2 separate regions of the Homo sapiens genome follow, and region 1 is linked to region 2. Evidence: chromatin loops called from intact Hi-C (ENCODE). Cell type or tissue: heart left ventricle. All regions are shown on one strand.

Region 1 (5,000 bases), 230 kb before region 2:
GTGATCATGGCCCAATGTAGCCTCAAACTCCTGGGCTCAAGTGATCCTGCAGAGTAGCTAGGAATACAGACATCTGCTCCCACATCCAGCTAATTTATATTATTTTTTGTAGGGCTGGGGTCTTGCTATGTTACCCAGGCTGGTTTTGAACTCCTGGCTTCCTCACAAAGCACTGGCATTACAGGCATGAGCCACTAAGCCCAGCTAAAACACTTTTTAGTTGAAAGTCTGGACTTGGAGGAAGTCTGGACTTCTACCAGACAATGAGGTATAAGCCGTGTGAAATGCACAAAGACAGCCAGGCACGGTGGCTCATGCCAAGCCCAGCACTTTGGGAGGCAGAGGCAGGCAGATCACCTGAGGTCTGGAGTTCGAGACCAGCCTGGGCAATATGGTGAAACCCCGTCTCTACTAAAAATACCAAAAAAACAAAAACAAAAACAAAAAAATTAGCCGGGCATGATGGCTGGCGCCTATAATCCCAGCTACTTGGGAGACTCAGATGGGAGAATCGCTTGAACCCGGGAGGCGGGGATTGCAGTGAGCCAAGATTGCGCCACTGCACTCCAGCCTAGGTGAGACAGAGCGAGACTCAGTCTCAAAAAAAAAAAAAAACAAACAAAAAAAAAGAAATGCACAAAGAGGAAGCAGCAGAAGTAAGCGAGTAAGATAGCAGTAAGGAAGCAAACTGTTCCCTACTTGATCTTGGAAACTAACTTATCTCTGGGAAAGAGTACACACTGAGGCTGCCAGCTCCTCACAGGGGCAGGAAGAGCAGCAAGGCATGCACATTGCCACAATGCCAGGCAACACAGGCAGCACTTGGAGGGGAGAGAGAGCACAACCTCCTCCTTCCCCTCCCCAGAAAGGGGCCCCTACTGGGGTTTTCTCAGTGACCAAGTGCATGAAAGAATAGCCAGCGTTGGGGGCAGGTGTTCCCAGGCAGTGCCTCCGAACTGAATTACAGAATGCAGTGGGCAAGGTCCTGGGGCAGCTGTACTTGTTATCTGCCCAAGTCTAGACCCAGTTGGGAAGACTAATTACCAAATTTTATCATCTAGTTTGCTAAATTACAGGCAGCACGGTGTAAAAGTGTGCGAGGTTTACAAATGAAAGACTTGGATGTGAGCCTCCTGGCTATGTGATCTTAGGCAATAATAATAATTATTATAAACATCAACCCTTACTTTGATTTAAAAAAAAAACTGTGTGGAGTTTTACTTTCATTATCTCATTTAATCCCCATCATCACCATCTTGTGACAGATGAAACTCAGAGAGTAAATAACTTATATAAAGACATCCAAATTGAAGGAGTAGAGTGAGAAACTGAACTCAGATCTGCTGAGAATAATCTCATGCCAGCCAGCTGCCATATTTTAAAGTGGTAGAAGGTCATATAGTATTGCCATCATGAGTGACACAGGGTATGGGAGAGGAAGACGGTGCAGATGCCATGGGGCCTGGACTGTGAGAGGGTTGAAGACACTAAATAGCTAGAATAAGGCATACGTCTTCAGCTAAATAACCCAGGGCACCATATAGCAGCAATTCCCTTTATGAAATATGAGGCACTCTTTTAGGAAACATGCAGGGAGATTAATATGTTATGATCTCCCTGTCCTCAAAGAACCTGGGACCTATGTCACAAACTGAGCTTCCAAGTTCACCTAAAAATGTTATGAAATAAACTTTTCATTTGAAGTTGTGGAATCGCACTTCTGAATATTCTCTGTCTAAACTTCTTTTTCAGATCCCTGGTTATGACTCAGTTGAGAGAAGGGGTAAATGACTTCATTTCTACATTGTATTTTTGCAAAGGGCATATATATATATATATATATATATATATATATATATATATATATATATATATGTTTACTAATTTCTCACAGTTGTGTGTACAGAATACACCAGTGCTAGGCTAAGTTCCATTCCAGTTTCTAAGTCAACCTTGACTGCGTCATGAAGTCTATCCCCCTGATTTATTTTTCCACATAGGCTAAGAATTGGCACTCTCCTGCTCTTTGGTGTTGAACTCCAAACATTCCTGTTGCCGGCAAAGATCTGATGTCCATTCATTACTCACTTCCAGATGATCATATTGAAAAATAGAGAAAATGAAAAGTAATAATAGCAGTAGTAGTAATTATAATAGTGGTGGTCACAGTGGTAACATTTATCCTAGCTAAATTTTATTGGACACTTGTGATGTATCTTGCATATATGCTAACCTCTTTAACATAATATCAGAATCTTTTTGATATATAATATTTAAAACTTATGTGGTAGGCACTGTTAGTAAGGCTGTTTTATGGACAAGGAAACTAAGGTTTGAAGACAATGAGCAATTTGCTATAAATTAAGTAACTGTCTATATTATAATTTTTTCTGGCCTCTGTTCCACTGGTCTACTTGTCTGTTTTTTGTTGTTGTTGTTTTGTTTTTACTTTTTTTACTTACCTGTTTTTATACCAATAACACACTATCTTAATTGCTGTAGCTTTTTAAGGAGTCTTGATATCTAGTAGTTTAAGTTTTTCAGCTCTGGTTTTCTGGGTTTTTTTCTTTCTTTCTTTTCTTTTCTTTTTTTTCTTTTTACTTTTTTTTTTTTTTTTTTTTTGAGACAAGGTCTTGCTCTGCTACCCAGGCTGGAGTGCAGTGGCATGATCTCGGCTTAGTGTAACCTCCACCTTCTGGGTTCAAGCAATTCTCCTGCCTCAGCCTCCCAAGTAGCTCAGATTACAGGTGCCCACCACCACGCCTGGTTAATTTTTGTATTTTTGGTAGAGATGGGGTTTTGCCATGTTGGCCAGGCTGGTATAGAACTCCTGGCCTCAAGTGATCAGCCCACCTTGGCCTCCCAAAGTACTGGGATTATAGGCGTGAGCCGCCACACCTGGCTTCTACATAAATTTATACATATACACATACATGAATATACTATTGAGATTGCTTTTAGATGGCATTAAATCTATAACTTTTTAAACTGATGTTTTTACAATATTGAATCTTTTAATCCATGAACATGGGCTGACTCCTCATGTATTTATATCATCTTTAATTTCTCTTAACAAATGTGTTGAAGTTTTCTGTATAGAGGTCTTGTACATATTTTGATAGGTTTATTCTTATATATTTGGTGTTTCTGAATTTATTGTAAATGGTATAGACTAAAATTTCTATTTTCTAATTTTTTAATTAGTGGATATAAAATGTAACTTATTTTTATATATTGATCTTATAACCAGAGACTTTGCTAAGTTTATTTATCAATTATAATAACATGACTGCTGATTCTTTTTTTTTTTTTTAAGACAGGGTCTCAGTCACCAAGGCTGGAGTGCAGTGGCTAAATCATAGCTGCTGGGCAACCTTGAACTCCTGGATTCAGGGGATCCTCCTGCCTCAGTCTCCCAAGTAGCTGGGACTACAGGCTCATGCCAGCATACCTGGCTACTTTTAAAATTTTTTGTAGAGATGAGTTCTTGCCATCTTCCCTAGTCTGGTCTGGAACTCCTGCCTCAAGCAATCCTCCCACCTTAGCCTCCCAAAGTGCTGGAATTACAGGCATAAGCCACCACACCTGAACACCTGAACACCTGAAGCATAGAATTTTTGTAGATAAGCTTGTATTACTGCATCTTTGAAAAGACACATGATCTACTGATATGGTTTGGATCTGTGTCCCCGACAAATCTCATGTCAAATTGTAGTCTCCAATGGTGGGAGGTGGCTGGATCATGGGGATGGATTTCTCATGAACGGTTCAGCATAATCCCCTTGGTGCTATTTTCATGGTAGTGAGTGAGTTCTTGCAAGATCCTGTTGTTTAAAAGCATGCAGCACCTCCTGCCTTGCTCTCTCTTGCTCCTGCTCCTGCCATGTGAAACACCTCACTCCCTCTTTGCCTTCTGCCATGATTGGAAGCTTCTTGAGGCCTCCTTAGAAGTGGAAGCCACTATGCTTCCTGTACAGCATGCAGGATCACGGCCAATTAAACCTCTTTTCTTTATAAATTACCCAGTCTCAGGTATTTCTTCAGAGCAGTGCAAGAGCACACTAATACAGCTATCTTTCATTTATAGCTGATTTTAAAGTTAGCCTCTTTATCTTTGTTTTTTAGCAGTTTTACTCTGGTGTAGCAGGGTGTGAGCTTCTTTTAATTTATTCAGCTTGGGTTACACAATGCTTCTAAAATCTGTAGCTTGATGTCTTTCATCAGCTTTGGAAAATTCTCAGCCTTTATCTCTTAAATACTGTTGTGCCCCATTTTTCCTCTAATCTCTCTCTGATCCTCCCATGTTAAACCCTTTTAACTACAAGCCACATAACTTTTATTCTCATTATTATAGCTACCATTCTTTTTACTCAATATGATTCAGACTGGATATTTCTATGGACCTGCTTCCAGTTCACTAATTTTCTCTTTAAGTCCAATCTGCTGAGTTCTTAATTTCAGAAGTATATTTTAGATCTCAAATTTCCACTTAATTGTTTAATAAATTTAAGTTCTCTGCTGAAATTCTCCATCCTGTAAACTATATTCTTGAATATATTAATCACAATTATTTGAAAGTCTATCTGAAACTCCAACATCTAGGTCACCTTTAGGTCTCTGTCTATTATCTTGTTTTTCTTGTGGTCTGTTTCTTAGATGCTTGGTAATTTTTAATTAGACTTCACACATCATGCCTCAAAAATTTTAGAGGTGGCCAGTCGCGGTGGCTCACGCCTGTAATCCCAGCACTTTGGGAGGCCGAGGCAGGTGGATCACGAGGTCAAGAGATGGAGACCATCCTGGTTGACACGGTGAAACCCTGTCTCTACTAAAAATACAAAAAATTAGCTGGGCGTGGTGGCAGGCGCCTGTAGTCCCAGCTACTCGGGAGGCTGAGGCAGGAGAATGGTGTGAACCCGGGAGGTGGAGGTTGCAGTGAGCCGAGACTGTGCCACTGCACTCCAGCCTGGGCGACAGAGCAAGACTCTGTCTCAAAAAAA
Region 2 (5,000 bases):
AAGAAGTGAATCAAATGATCAAAATTTGAATATTATGTGGCATGTTTTGGGGCAGGCCAGATTCTTCAGCACAAAGTCGCACTAGCCGCCCACAAGAGCTCCTTATCTGTAATACTCAGCCTTTCTCACCTTCCCCACCTCTAATAAATCCTCTTCTCCTTCTTCTGGATTTTCTGTGCAGAAGAATCATCTATCTTAGTTTTGTCTTATTTTTTTTTTCTCTTCTGGATTCCCATTTTCTATTCCTAATATTCTATAAGAAACAGAGGCTCCTAGAAGAAGACTTCCATTCTTTCCTGAAAATGCAAAAGGCTCTTGTATAATCTTGGGACCTAGGCAAGCCCTGTTCTATTTTGCAACTTTCCCTCTGAACCATCTTGGCTAATTCTTTAAATTAAGAATTAATTAAGAATTAATTAATTAATTTAAATGCATCTGGCTCTGATCTTTACTCTCCATTGTCTTAAGCCATTTACTTTTCCCTGCTTTCTCCTATCACCATCTTCTTTCCTCTTCTAGACTGTTTTTCAGTCACATATAATACCCACCTACCCCATGAACACGCATTCATTCATTCATTATTTCCTGCAGGATTCAGCAGGCTATTTATACAGCCTCTTCCATGGGCATAGAACTGAGACAGGCCTTCCCTGTACTTTGTGTACTGTCTGTGTGGTGTGGTGGGGAGAGCTAAAGGGTTCTAGGCAGACATATAGGGCCAGAGCAGAACAATCCTGTTTACCAGGGAGTGTCACCACCACTATTCTCTACCTGCCACCTGCTTCTCTTCCCCATATGACAGAATGAGGACTGCAATTACAATTTTATTTATTTATTTAATTCATGTATTTGTTTATTTAGTTAGTTCTGAGACAGGGTCTCGCTCTGTCACCCAAGCTGGAGTGCAGTGGCATGAACATAGCTCACTGTAGCCTCAACCTCCTGGACTTAAGTGATCCTCCCACCCCAGCCTCTCAAAGTGCTTGGATTACAGCCATGAGCCACCACACCTGTGATTTTAGATAAGCTTCTGACCACAAGCTATGATGAAAAACTCCTCGTGTAGAATGCTGAGTTTTGATGTACTTAAGAATGCTCCAAAAAACCCTTAAAAAGAGAAGTAATAATACAGTTGTGAGATTTCCTATCTGTTGCTGGGGTATTCAAAACTAACCAACGCAGTGGCTGCCTGGGGGTGTTACGGAGAGCCACAGCATCTGCCCTGCAATGTAGAGCATCCTGGGAGCATCCTCAGAACTAGCTGACTGAAGCACTGTTCACAATTGATAAAAGGCAGAAACAACCCAAATGTCCATCATCAGATGAATATGGATAAATAAAATGTGATATATCCATACAATGGAATATTATTCAGCCATGAATAAAGGAATACAGTTCTGATAGATGCTACCACGTGAATAAACCCTGAAAAGATGATGCCATATGAAACCAGTCAGATACAAAAGGACACATATTGAATGACCCCATTTACATGAGGGAATCAGGAATAGGCAAATTCATAGACACAGAAAGTAGAATAGAGATTGCCAGGGGCTGAGGGGAGGGGATGATAGGTAAACCCATTGTTTAACAGGTATAGAGTTTCAGTTTGGGATAATGAACAAGTTCAGGGATGGACAGTGATGATGGTTAGATAACACTGAACATACTTAATCCCACTGAATAGTACACTTAAAAATGGGTAAAATAGTAAAGTGTATGTCATGTATATTTCACCACAATTAAAAATAACAATAACAACAACAACAAAAAAACCAGCTGGCCATGAGCCCAGCAAGTAAACCAAGACAGTCAGTGCACACTTAGCTGAAGTTGAAGTGGTATACCCTGTACCTCACCGGAGGTTGCAGATACTACCAAGGAGTCAGGGCTTACCTGCATGACAACAAGGAAAAGGCTAAGATACTTCTCCCAGAAGCCTCGCCCCACAAACAAGTAACTACAGAGGGCAGGTGGTGAATCTCGGAAAGTAACAGTCCCTGAGTGATCATAAAGACTCATGGTGCTGGGCGCAGTGGCTCACGACTGTAATCCCAGCACTCTGGGAGGCTGAGGTGGGTGGATCACCTGAGGTGAGGATTTTGAGACCAGCCTGACCAATATGGTGAAACCCCATCTCTACTAAAAATACAAAAATTAGTTGGGCATGGTAGCATGAGCCTATAGTCCCAGCTACTCGGGAGGCTGAGACAGGAGAATTGCTTGAACCTGGGAGGTGGAGGTTGCAGTGAGCTGAGATCATGTCATTGCACTACAGCCTGGGCGACAGAGCAAGACTCCATCTCAAAAAAAAAATAAAAAAATTTAAAAAAGACTCATGGCAAGAGGTTCCAGAGGCACTTCTGAGAGTTCTAATCCTGCTGCACGTGGCTTTTCTCCTCCACCCACTGCCCTGCAACCACAGCTGGTCATCTTGAACTACAAGGCCAAAACTCCCATGACTAGCCATCTTCGAGGGGGAAGAATCACTGCAGACATTTGGGACCCGTCCATGTCCAGATACAGATCACTAAGAGGGCACTGTATTTTGGGGGCTGTGGGTGAAACTTCGATGAATCTGTAGAAAGCAGTTTCACTTCAAGATGAGAGAATGAATGAAACAAAGAATTAGTAGAGAATTTAAAAGTTAAGGTAGAGACTCGAAGCTACACATGTGAACAATGTGTGAGGGAGTGAAAGAAAAAAGAGGGAGTAAGATCAAGGAGTATTTTTTTAACAATAGGTGAAGCCTAAGGATATTCATAATGAAAAGGGAAAGAAACAGTGAAGAGAAAGGAGATAATCTCAGACCACAGTTCCCAGAGAAGGTGGGAGACAAGAAGGTTATAAGAACAAGCAAAATGTCTGGCTTTGGAAAAAGGCAAATTTCTGCAGGAGTAGGGAAGAAGACTTGGCTAACCCTAAAATGAGATCAGGTATATGAAAGAGCTTTGAAAAGTGTGCTGGTCCACCGTAATGCAAGGTATCATTATAAAGCCTACTAGAACAGCTAAGTTTGTGTTTGCTGCTTGCTTTTTACATTAATCCTCTTTCACATTCATGGATAACTAAATATTATAGTTAAGAAAACATGTGAACACTATCCAGACAATGAAAAGACAACCTACAGAATGGAAGAAATTTGCAAATCATGTATCTGGCAAGTGACTGATGCCCAGAATACATAAACAATTCCCACAACTCGACAACAAATAAACAACCCCATTCAAAAATGGGTGAAGGACTTGAACAGACGTTTCTCCAAAGAAGCTATACAAATGGTCAATAAGCACACAAAAATATGCCAACATCATTAGTCATCAGGGAACTGCAAATCAAAACCAAACTGAGACACCACTTCACATCCATTAGGATGGCTATTATCAAAAGGCAGGAAACAACAAGAATTGGTGAGGATATAGAGAAATTGAAATGCTGTGTGTGCATTGCTGTTGGGAAGGTAAAATGGTGCAGTTGCTGCAGAAAACACTTTAGCAGGTCCTCAAAATGTTAAGCATAAAATTACAATTTGATCCAGCAATTCCATTCCTTCATATATATCCAAAAGGATAGAAAGCAGAACTCAGATACCTGTACACCAATGTTCATAGCAGCATTACTCAGAGTAGCCCAAAGGCAGAAACAACCCAAATATCCATCAACAGAAAATTTCATTTTTTTTTAAAAAGTCATACAATGGAATCTGATGCTACAACATGGATGAACCTTAAAAGCATGTGACCTGAAATGAGACGCAAAAGGCCAAACATTCTACGATCCCACTTACATGAGATCCCAGTTATACAATAGGCAAATTCACAGAGACTGAAAATAGAACAGAAGTTACCAGGGGCTGCCCCTGGTAAACAATGAGGAGTTACTGTTTAATGGGTTCAGAATTTCTAGTTGAGATGATGAAAAAGTTCTGAAAATGGACAGTGGTGATGCCTGCTTGACACTGTGAATGTACTTAATGCCAATGAACTGTCCACTTAAAAATGTTTACGATGGTAATTTTTGTTATATATATTTTACCACAATAAAAAATTTTTTTGGCTGGGCACAGTGGTTCACACCTATGATCCCAGCTACTTGAGCGGCTGAGGCAGAAGGTCACTTGAGCCCAAGAGGTCGAGGCTGTGGTAAGCCATGATCGCACCACTGCATGCCAGCCTGGGCAACAGAGCATGGCCCTGTCTCAAAAAAAAAAAATTATTATTTGAAGGGAAAAAACAAGAATACTAGAAATGCAGATCTAATAAGCAAGCCCAATATGACCTGTTAGCACAGTATCCAAACAGAACTTCTTTTCTTCTTTCCTTCTTCTCTTCCTTCCTTTCCTTTCTTCCTTCCTTGCTTAAGTTCTATATGAAATAACTAAACATTCTGAGGAAGACAGATGCCTGAGGGAATTATGATGAGAATTTAATTTTAAAAAGATAAATCACATTACGACAGGGACTGGCAGAGTGAGGTAATCTACAGCAGGGACTGTAAACAACAGCAGGCTGAACCAAAGACCCAGGAGGTGTTTCTATCTTCAGCAAAAGGGAAAATGAAGAAAGAACAGAAATACATTTGCAAGCCCCAAATTTGTAAGGCATTCGGTTCTATAAAAACTCCTTGCAACCGTCTTCAAGGAGAAGATGAATTAAATAATTCAGTCAGGGCTAGTTTCACTGGCTGTGAACTCCCATCCAAGGAAACAAGGCAACATAACCTGGATTCCACGTCAGCAGAAGGTCAGAGATCAGATCTTATGTTAGCTCAGAAACTACAGTCTACCACTCTAGCTTCCCAACACTGTGGACAGAATTTGCAGGAAATCAGTTTAAAATTCCATGTGAATAATCCTCAATGAAAGGTAAATCCAGTTTGCTCAACCTGGTATCTCACATAAAGAACAAGCCGGTTTTAAGCATACCTTTCTGCTGCTGATTACTGCTGAACCATTTCGTATCACCAGGGAAAAAGGTTTAGGGCCAAGATGAATGTTCACA

The links. Hi-C counts contacts between places; a loop is a spot of excess contacts. Peaks named below come from ENCODE experiments on the same cell type or tissue, not always from the same donor. Only the 100,000 strongest peaks of a DNase experiment are listed, where the experiment ranks them.
Region 1: a loop joins it to region 2, with 2.7 times the contacts of the local background. A loop is called at or near these places in 4 of 110 quality-filtered maps.

Annotation. Positions count from the first base shown.
Region 1 is chr4:56,292,536-56,297,535 of GRCh38, reverse strand. All of the region lies in intron 3 of CRACD (capping protein inhibiting regulator of actin dynamics), which reads right to left. Among named protein-coding and RNA genes, the nearest start is that of AASDH, 92 kb to the left of the region's middle. In heart left ventricle, no CTCF peak of the experiment used is centred here; no DNase peak of the experiment used is centred here.
Region 2 is chr4:56,062,412-56,067,411 of GRCh38, reverse strand. The region is part of intron 1 of CRACD (capping protein inhibiting regulator of actin dynamics); the gene reads right to left. Among named protein-coding and RNA genes, the nearest start is that of CRACD, 16 kb to the right of the region's middle. In heart left ventricle, no CTCF peak of the experiment used is centred here; no DNase peak of the experiment used is centred here.